Linked DNA regions of Homo sapiens: region 2 is linked to region 1. Evidence: read pairs that join two places in POLR2A ChIA-PET (ENCODE). Cell type or tissue: OCI-LY7. All regions are shown on one strand. Each heading gives the region's core, and the rest is flanking DNA. Links, peaks and the distances in the headings are about the cores only.

Evidence for each region. Peaks named below come from ENCODE experiments on the same cell type or tissue, not always from the same donor. Only the 100,000 strongest peaks of a DNase experiment are listed, where the experiment ranks them.
Region 2: POLR2A ChIA-PET joins it to region 1 with 5 read pairs; 5 of 35 experiments call an interaction of 5 or more read pairs at or near these places.

The regions. Positions count from the first base shown.
Region 1 is chr19:23,073,109-23,078,483 of GRCh38, forward strand. It overlaps a transcript of ZNF730 not described here. Among named protein-coding and RNA genes, the nearest start is that of LINC01858, 15 kb to the left of the region's middle. RefSeq lists enhancers at 1,715-2,462, 4,605-5,178. In OCI-LY7, for the core only: no CTCF peak of the experiment used is centred there; DNase peaks (open chromatin) are centred at 2,053 and 2,403; H3K4me3 peaks cover 3,004 bases; H3K27ac peaks cover 831 bases.
Region 2 is chr19:23,279,744-23,285,118 of GRCh38, forward strand. No RefSeq gene overlaps it. Among named protein-coding and RNA genes, the nearest start is that of ZNF724, 32 kb to the left of the region's middle. In OCI-LY7, for the core only: CTCF peaks have their summits at 2,596, 2,801 and 4,394 (motif pointing left); DNase peaks (open chromatin) are centred at 3,048 and 4,388; H3K27ac peaks cover 1,224 bases.

The DNA.
Region 1 (5,375 bases), core at 139-5,138:
GACCGCCTTGGCCTCCCAAAGTGCTGGCATTACAGGTATGAGCCACCGTACCCGGCCAACCAATGCCAGTTTCTAGGCTCATGAGAGTGTGGCACAGGTAAACATCACCTGTCATTGGTGACAGAAGAAAAAAGGCTGGAGGGAAGACCAGGTGGGGGAGAGGTGGTAGGCTGTGGGGCTAGACCCTGGGCATGCTGGACCTGTTAGGTCACTGAACATCTATCTGGCTGGCCACCTGCCCCTTCACGTCAGTTGAGGAAAGGGGATTGGGCAGCATTCTCCATAAGTCCCACTGTGCTGTGAGGATGGAGGAGTGTCTACAAATTGCCATCTTAGGGTAGGTTTTAGTGTGAGCTGGACTCTCTTGGAGAGCCAATGAGATGGGAGGAAGACAGTCCCCCAGGTAAACCTTAGGGACAGAGCCTGTGAAGTAAGAGGGGGTGTGTGGAGGTGGCCTGTCCCTATGAGAAGGGGAGTTTAAAACTATTACAGGCTGGGCACTGTGGCTCACGCCTGTAATCCCAGTACTTTGGGAGACAGAGACGGGTGGATCACTTGAGGTCAGGAGTTCGACACCAGCCTGGCCATGACAGCGAAACCCCAGCTCTACTAAAAATACAAAAATTAGCCAGGCGCTGTGGCACGCGCCTATAGTCCCAGCTACTTGGGAGGCTGAGGCAGGAGAATCCCTTGAACCTGGGAGAGGGAAGTTGCAGTGAGCTGCAATGGCGCCACTGCAGTCCAGCCTGAGCGACAGAGTCTCGCTCTGTCAAAAAAAAAGAAAAAAAAAGAAAGAAAGAAAGAAAAGAAAAAGACATTTGAATTCTAGTATCTGTCAGTTCCTCTGAGCCAACTGGAAAATAGATGCCTTTCACCTTGAAGTTTGTTTTTGCTTGTTTGTTTTTTTGAGACAGAGTCTCGCTCTGTTACTATACTGGAGGGCAGTGGCCTGATCTCAGCTCACTGCAACCTCTGCCTCCTTCAAGCGATTCTCCTGCATCAGCATCAGCCTCCCTAGTAGCTGGGACTACATGCGCACGCCACCACACCCGGCTAATTTTTGTAATTTTAGTAGAGATGGGGTTTCACCATGTTGGCCAGTATGGTCTCTATTTCTAGACCTCAAGACCCGCCCGCCACAGCCTCCCAAAGTGCTGGAATTACAGGCGTGAGCCACCAGGCCTGGCCACCTTGAAGTTTTAAGTGACAACCAAGGATAGCCACCAGTGTCTTGGTTATGGAAGCCTCCTACGTGCTTCCCGCCCCCAGTTTGATTTGCAGGCTCCTGGTTGTGTTGCAGTAAACACGCTTTCCTCTGGCCTTGTCCAATGAATACGGTTCACACAGCTAACAGTACTTCTTGAGAGGGGTTACCATGTAAAGCTGAGAATAAACTGGGTTTAGGTAACGTTGTGCCTCCTTATCACCTGAGAGGCCATTGTTCCTGGTTCATTCTGTAAGTGTATTAGTGCTGTCAGACATCTTTGGACAATTCAAATGAAAAGGGGCTGTGGTTTTATAAAGGAAACAAATGCTTTAGATGTGAAATCCTTCTTTTATTCTCCACTTCTCTTACGTGAAAATTTTTGTTTTATTTATTTATTTTTGAGACAGTGTCTCCCTCTGTCATCCAGGCTGGAGTGCAATGGTGCGATCTTGGCTCACTGCAACTTCTGCCTCCCGGGTTCAAGCGATTCTCCTGCCTCAGCCTCCCGAGCAGTTGGGATTACAGGAGCCCACCACCACGCCCGGCTAGTTTTTGTATTTTTACTAGAGACGGGGTTTCGCCATGTTGGTCAGGAGGGTGTCGAACTCCTGACCTCAGGTGATCCGCCCGCCTCTGCCTCTCAAAGTGCTGGGATCACAGGCGTGAGCCACCGCCCCCCGACGCCTCAGCTCATTTGTTAATTAGCAGTAATTGCCCGGGTCAGTGACACCTCCTACTTGAGCCTCTTTCCCTGTCCATAAAATGCACTAATACTGGGGTGGGTGGGATTGGGAGGTGGGTCCTGGAGCTCCATCCAATCAGTGGCACTGGTGTAGGAACCGCCCGATCAGGCGCGCAGTTGGAGAGGAGGGCGTGGCTTCCGGCATTTGGCGGGGTCTTTGTCTCTCGCTCCCGCCAGAGCTTGGGATCGGTCTTCACTGTTCCGCGTCCTCTACCTGGGAACCACCGACCCCCGCCCGGCGACTTTGTCACAGACTCTGTTGCCCTGTGATCTGCAGGTCCTGGGAGACGCACAGCCAAGATGCCAGGGCACCCTGGAAGCTGTGAAGTGGTGCGTATGCGGGGTTGGGCATCCCTTGAGGCGAGAGCGGGCTGTGAAACCTGCAGGACCGGCCTCCCCACAGTCCGCTCCCGGGTCCGCCGACCTCAGTCCTCTCTGGCGCAGCTCGGCCCCAGGCGTCTCTGGCCGCAAGATGGCGGCTGGGCCCGCGGCCGGGACCCCCAGCGTCTCGCCGCGTCCCTGCTGGGCGCCCTGTCTGGACCTCCCTGGGCAGCTCTGCGCCCGCAGCCCCGAGTATTTCCCAGAGTGCTTAGGGATGCCAGGCGGGTCATCAGGGTAGAATCCCGACTAGGTGTGTGCGTGGGAGGAGCTGCGACCCGTGGGGTTCCCAAGCTTTCCTGTTATTTTTTTTTTCTTTTCTTTTTAGACAGTCTCGCTCTGTCGCTAAGGTAAAGTGCAGTGGTGTGACCTCGGTTTCTGTAAGCTCCGTCTCCCAGGGTCAAGCCTCCCAAAGTGCCGGGATTACAGGGTTGAGCCACCGCGCCTGGCCTAATATATTAATTTATAAGAAATGCATTCGAGTTGGGTTTTAGATTTTTTAAATTTATGAACACAGGGGACTAGAGCCACTTTAGTCTAATTTCCTGCTGTTTAATTATTTTAACACTCCACAGAGGACTCGTTTTCCTCTGTGCCTTCCTAATGTGTGGCAAGCAGGGCTCTAATCCACTTTTTTCCCTTAGCCTAACTCAGGCTTGCAGTAAAATTATAAATTTCCACTTTTGTTCCTACATTCTCAAATGTGGGATATGAGACCAACTTCCCCTGTCCAGTTTACGACACTATCAACTATTTGTCCTTTATTGTACATTAGAGACACGGTATTTTAATTGTTAATCATGATTTTACACAGCAGTGGATGGTGGCAGGTTTTTAAAGATTTGTTTTCTGTCTATAAACATTTCACATGAGAAAAATGTAGAAAATAATCCTCTGTCACTCCACTGTAAAAAATAAAAATAAAAATTATCTCTGCCTCTCCCACTTTTATCTTCCCTAGGTACACACACCTTATTAGTACGTCTTCGGGTTGAAGTTTTGCTTTGGAGAAATTACAGGGCCCTTTACAGCAGCCCTCTGGTCTTTTCTTGGTCATGAGTTTCAGAACTGTCTTAACCAACCCAGGATGCCCGTAGTGACCATATCTCTTGGAGTGTCTAATGAATATCATCCCCTGGGTCATTTCTTAGAGGGCAGCCTGAGGAATGGGAGTATAGCCTCTCAGAGGAGCAACTGGGTGGTCTGGGCCTGAGGACAGTCTCCTGGTATACCATTTGTCTAAAAAGCTACCTCTTAGAACATTAAGATTTTTTTGGTCAAAGGAATGCTTAGGCACCACTGGTGGGAGTTTAAATCAGTTCACCTATTGTCGACAGTGTGGCCATTCCTCAGAGACCTAGAGAAAGCAATACCATTCAACCTAGCAATCCAGTTATTGGGTATATACCCAAAATAATATAAATCATTCTACTATAAAGACACGTGCATGTGTATATTCATTGCAGCACAATTCACAATAGCAAAGACATGGAGTCAAGCTGAATGCCTATCAATGATAGACTCAATAAAGAAAATGTGGTACATATACACCATGGGATATTGTGCAGCTATAAAAAAAATGAGATCATGTCTTTCGGAGGAATGTGGATGGAGCTGTAGGCTGTTATCCTTAGCAAAGTAACACAGGAACAGAAAACTAAATACCACATATTCTCACTTTAAAGTGAAAGTTGAATGATGGGAACACATGGACACAGAGGGGAACAATCCATACTGGGGTCTATTGGAAGGAGGAGGGAGAGGAACAAAAAAAGTAATTAATGGGTACTAGGTTTCATACCTGGGTGATGAAATAATCTTCACAACAAACCCCCATAACACACCTATGTAAAAAATGTGCATAGGTAAAAATGTGTCTCAAACTCCTGACCTCAGGTGATCTGCCCGCCTTGGCCTCCCAATGTGCTGGGATTACAGGTGTAGGTTTTTTAAAAATTTAGGTAGCTTTTCCCATAATTCCCTAAGAGCTTTTTTTTTTTTTTTTTTTTTTTTTTTTTTTGAGATGGCGTTTCACTCTGTCACCCAGGCTGGAGTGCAGTAGCAGTGTCTTGGCTCACTGCAACCTCCAACTCCTGGGTTAAAGCAATCCTCCTGCCTTAGCCTCCCGAGTAGCTGGGATTATAGGCATGTGCCAGCCAACACACCCGGCTAATTTTTGTATTTTTAGTAGAGATAGGGCTTCATCATGTTGGCCAGGCTGGTCTTGAACTCCTGATGTCAAGTGATCTGACCGCCTCAGCCTCCCAAAGTGCTGGGGTTACAGGCGTGAGGCACCACGCCCAGTCTGTGTGGGGAAAAGAGAGATCAGACTGTTACTGTGTCTGTGTAGAAAGAAGTAGGCATAAGAGACTCCATTTTGCTCTGTACTAAGAAAAATTCTTCTGCCTTGAGATGCTATTAATCTGTAACCCTACCCCCAACCCTGTGCTCACAGAGACAAGTGCTGTGTTAACTCAAGGTTTAATGGATTTAGGGCTATGCAGGATGTGCTTTGTTAAACAAGTGCTTAAAGGCAGTATGCTTGTTAAAGTCATCACCAGTCTCTAATCTCAAGTACCCAGGGACACAATACACTGCTGAAGGCCGCAGGGACCTCTGCCTAGGAAAGCCAGGTATTGTCCAAGGTTTTTCCCCATGTGATAGTCTGAGATATGGCCTCATGGGAAGGGAAAGACCTGACCGTCCCCCAGCCTGACATGGGTAAAGGGTCTGTCCTGAGGAGGATTAGTAAAAGAGGAAGACCTCTTTGCAGTTGAGATAAGAGGAAGGCATCTGTCTCCAGGCATGTGTCTTTATAGTAGAATATAGTAGAATGATTTATATTATTCCCGGAGAGTGATTTATATTATTCCCTGGGCAATGGAATGTCTCGGTGTAAAACCCGATTGTATGTTCCATATACTGAGATAGGAGAAAACTGCCTTAAGGCTGCAGGTGAGACATGCTGGCGGCACTACTCTTTAATGCACCAGAGATGTTTATGTATGTGCACATCAAAGTACAGCACCTTTTCTAACCTTGTTTATG
Region 2 (5,375 bases), core at 241-5,240, 210 kb after region 1:
CTCAGCCCCCTGAGTAGCTGGGATTGCTGGTGCACATCACCACGCCTGGGTAATTTTTGTATTTTTAGTAGAGATGGGCTTTCACCATGTTGGCCAGGCTGGTCTTGAACTCCTGACCTCAGTGATCTGCCCACCTCGGCCTCCCAAAGTGCTGGGATTACAGGTGTGAGCCATGGCACCCGGCCTTGCCTGGATAATTTTTTAATTTTTAATAGAGACGGGGTTTTGCCATGTGGGTCAGGCTGATCCCAGACTCCTGACCTCAGGTAATCCATTTGCCTCAATCTCCCAGAGTGCTGGGATTACAGGCATGAGCCATGGTGCCCAGACTAAAAATTCTCATTTTTGCTTTCCCTGGGTGAATTTAGAAATTTTCTCAGATGTGTTTTTTTTATGGCTGGGTGATTTCCAACAGAATTCCAAGGCATAGCTATTAGAATGCTAGCTACCAAGGATAAAATAAGGGAAATCTCTCTTCTATTTTGGCTGCAGAAAATAAATACATTTCCACAAGAAAATGTGGTAGGTAATTAGTGAGTCACATAGATTCATTAAAACATCAGTTTCTCTTTTTACAAGGTAAATTCGTGACAGTGAATATTTTTGTTGTATATCCTGTGATTTTTATTTCTGAGCTTCATGCTAAATTTTATGAGATAAAACTTGAGGCCAGGCACAGTGGCTTACGCCTGCAATCCTAGCACTTTGGGAGTCCGAGGCCGGCAGATCGCCTGAGCTCAGGAGTTCGAGACCAGCCTGGGCAACATGGTGAAACCCCGTCTCTACTAAAGTATAAAAGAATTAGGCGGGTGTGGCATCATGTGCCTGTAGTCGCATCTACTGGGGAGGCTGAGGCAGGAGAATTGCTTGAACCTGGGAGGCGGAAGTTGCAGTGAGCTGAGATTGCACCACTACACTCCAGCCTGGGTGACAGAGCGAGACTCCGTCTCCAAAAAACAAACAAACAAACAAAAACTTGGTACCTCCTAGAAATGTTCACATATGACTAATTGTTTACTACATGATTTTTCATGAAAATAATGCAATAATACATTTATTATCTGAAGGGAATAGATGCTTTTGCTTTCCTTGTTGAGGTATGAAATATAAGCACCTTAAAATTTCCTTTCGGTGGGGCATGGTGGCTCACGCCTGTAATCCCAGCACTTTGGGAGGCCGAGGCGGGCGGATCACGAGGACAGGAGATTGAGATCATCCTGGCTAACATGGTGAAACCCTGTAATAAAAATACAAAAAATATTAGCCGGGTGTGGTGGCACGTGCCTGTAGTCTCAGCTACTCAGGAGGCTGAGGCAGGAGAATCACTTGAACCCGGGAGGCAGAGGTTGCAGTAAGCCAAGATCGTGCCACTGCACTCCAGCCTGGGTGACAGAGCATGACTCCATCTCAAAAAAAAAAAAAAAAAAATTCCTTTTTTTACATGAAAATAGTGTTTGAGTAATTTTGCTAGATTTTTCAAAGATTTTCAAAAACCAAGTGAGTGGCTGGGCATGGTGGCTCATGCCTGTAATCTCAGCACTTTGAGAGGCTGAGGCAGGCGGATCACCTGAGGTCAGGAGTTCAAGATCAGCCTGGCCAACATGGTGAAACCCCGTCCCTACTAAAAATACAAAACAGCCAGGCATGGTGGAAGGTACCTGTAATCCCAGCTACTCGGGAGGCTGAGGCGGGAGAATTGTTTGAACCCAGGAAGCGGTGGTAGCAGTGGCTGAGATTGTGCCACTGCACTCCAGCCTGAGCAAAAGAGTGAGACTCCATCTCAAAAAAAAAAAAAAAAAAAACCCTCTCTCTCTCTTTGATTGTCACACCCAGGCTGGAGTGTGACAAAAACAAAACTAATAGGTCAAATTCAGCATGCAGGAAGAAGCACAGGAAAATAGAGAGAGAAAAGAAAAAAGAAGAAAAACAACACCAAGTTACTCTAAGTACTGTGGAAATAAACTGAAAGTGGGGTTAGAGAAAAAAAGAAAGAAGAAGGTCCAAGTAGTTCCAGGTACTTGGGAGGCTGAGATGGGAAGACCAACTGGACGTGACCAGTGAATCACAGTCTGCATGGACCTGAATGGTACAGGCGCCAGTGAGAGCCATCTGGTCGACCTTAGACATGGCAAGCTGACAGCCAGGTCCAAAGCTCATGGCCAACATCTCTCTCAAAATAAATAAACAAAAAACCAACAGTAAATTTTAACAATAACAAAGAAATAATAACAAGCAATAAGACCAATAAATAAGTAGAAGTAAACAAACGTAAAAGGTAATTAATATCACAATTAGTTGTTCTCTCTCTGTTTCTCAGTTTCTGTCTTTCTGTTTCTCTGTCTCTCTCTCCCTTGATCTCTGTGTGTCACACTATCACACCCAGGCTAGAGTGCAGGTGTATGGTTACAGCTCACTGTTGATTGCACACCTGCACTCAAGCCATGATGTGACAGAGTGAGAAGACCTAGCTAAATAGAAATATATATAACATCAACTTCAGCATCTAGGAAGGAGCATAAAAGATTTTAAAAAGAGAGAGAGAGAACAAAGGACACAAAAGAAAAACTACGGCAACTCTCTCTAAGTACTGTTGAAGCCAACTGAAAGTGGGGCTAGAAAAAAAACAGAGGAAGAAGGTTTGAGTAGTTTTACATACTTAGGAGGCTGAATGGAAAGACCACCAGGGTGAGACTGGGGAGATCAAGGCTATAGGGAATCACAATCACATCCTTCCTTTGGACCTGAAAAGTACTGCCACTGGTTATAGCTATCTGGTCCACCTGAGACATGGCAAGCTGGCGGCCAAGTCCAATGCTCATGGCTGAAGTCTGTCTCAAAATAAATAAACTAACAACAGTAAATATTCAACAATAAAGAAATAATAAAAAACAATAATAAGACAAATAAGTGGGAGGGAACAAAGATAAAAGGTAATTAATATCACAATTAATTGTCTCTCTTTCTGTCTCTCTCTCCCTTGATCTCCATGTGTCACAGTTTCACACCCAGGCTGGAGTGCACATGTGTGGTCACAGCTCATTGCTGATCACTCACCTGCACTCCAGCCAGGGCGTGACAGAGTGAGAAGACCCAGCTAAAAAAAAAAAAAAGAAATCTAAAACATCAGTTTCAGCGTGCAGAAAGGAGTGTAAGGAAATGAAACAAAGAGAGCAAAGAACAAAGGAGAAAAACCACAGCAACTCCCTCTAAGTTCTGTGGAAGCAAACTGAAAGTGGAGTTGGAAAAAGAACAGAGGAAGATCCAAGCAGTTTCAGGTACTTAGGAGGCCGAGATGGATGGGAAGACCACCTGGGCAAGACCAGGGAGATCAATGCCACAATGAATCACAGTTGCATCTCTTTCCAGCCATGCTCAGTGGCTCACGCTTGTAATCCTGGTACTTTGGGAGGCCGAGGCGGGTGGATCACGAGATCAGGAGATCAAGACCAGCCTGACCAACATGGTGAAACCCCATCTCTACTAAAAATAAAAAAAAAATTAGCTGGGCGTGGTGGCGGGTGCCTGTAATCTCAGCTACTTGGGAGGCTGAAGCAGGAGAATCATTTGAAACTGGAAGGGGGAGGTTGCAGTGAGCCGAGATTGCGCCACTGCACTCTAGCCTGGGCAACAAGAGCAAAACTCCATCTAAAAAAAAAAAAAATTGCATCCCTCTGCCTTACCTGAGTAATATGAGCAATACTGCTGCCGGTGAGAGCTATCTGGCTGACCTTAGACAAGGCAAGCTGGCGGCCAGGTCCAATGCTCGCAGCTGACAACTGCCTCAAAATTAATAAACAAATGACCAACAGTAAATAATAATAACAGAGAAATGATAATGAACAATAATATGACCAATCAATAAATAAATAAATGGGAGTGAACAAAGGTAAAAGGTAATTAATATCACAATTTATTGTTGTCTCTCTCTGTCTCTATTTCTCTGTCTGTTTCTGTCTGTCTGTGTCTCTGTCTGTCTTTCTGTCTCTCTCTTTGATCTCTGTATGTCACACTGTCAAACCCAGGCTGAGGTGAAGGTGTGCAGTCACAGCTCACTGCTGGTCATGCACCTGCACTCCAGCCAGGGTGTGACAGAGTGAGAAGACCTAGCTAAAAAATTATATATGTGTATAAAACATCAACTTCTGCATGCAGGAAAGAGCGTAAAAAAAATTAAAAAAAAAAGAGAGACAGCAAAGAACAAAAAGAAAAACTACAGCAACTCTCTCAAAGTACTGTGGAAGCAAACTGAAAGTGGGGTTAGAAATAAAGCAGAGGAAGAAGGTCTGAGTAGTCCCAGGTACTCGGGAGGCCAAGATGGGAAGATCAGCCCCGTGAGACTGGGGAGATGCAGGCTGCAGTGAATCATGATCGCATCCCTCTGCTGGACCTGAATGGTACTGCTGCCAGCAAGAGCCAAATGGTCGACCTTAGACATGGCAAGCTGGCGACCAAGTCCAACACTCGTGGCTGACATCTGTCATAAAATGTATAAACAAGAAAACCAACAATATATATATTTTTTGAGACAGAGTCTTGCCCTCATTGCCCAGGCTGGAGTGCAATAGTGCAATTTTGTCTTTCCGCAACCTCTGCCTCCTGGGTTCAAGCGATTCTCCTGTCTCAGCCTCCCAAGTAGCTGGGATTACAGGCATGCGCCACCACGCCTGGCTAATTTTGTAGTTTTAGTAGAGATGGGGTTTCTCCATGTTGGTCTGGCTGGTCTCGAACTCCCGACCTCAGTTCATCCACCTGCCTCGGCCTCCCAAAGTGCTGAGATTACAGGCATGAGCCACCTCGCTCAGCCCATAAATATTTAAAAATAACAAAGAAATAACAATAACAAGACCAATAAATAAGTAAGTGGGAGTGAACAAAGGTAAAATGGAATTAATATCACAACTAATTGTTGTCTTTCTGTCTGTCTCTGTTTTGGTCTCTCTGCCACTGTCTGTGTCTCTGTCTCTCTGTCTATCCCTCTCTCCATCAATCTCTGTGTGTCACACTGTCACACACAGGCTGGAGGGCAAGGTCACGGTAATGACTCACTGCTGATTGAACACCTACACTCCAGCCAGGGTGTGACAGAGTTAGAAGACCTACAAAAAATAAAATTAAATTAAACATCCATGTCAGTGTGGAGGAAAGAAGGTAGCAAAAAATAAAAGAAAAAAAGAAACAGAGCAAAGAACAAAGAATAAAGGCCACAGCAACTCCCCCTAAATACTGTGGAAGCAAAATGAAAGTGGGGGTAGAAAAAAAAAAGTAGGAAGATGGACTGTGTAGTCCCAGGTAAATGGGAGGCTGAGATGGGAAAACCTTCCGGATGAGACCACGAAGATCGTTGCTGCATTGAATCATGATTGTATCCCTCTGCT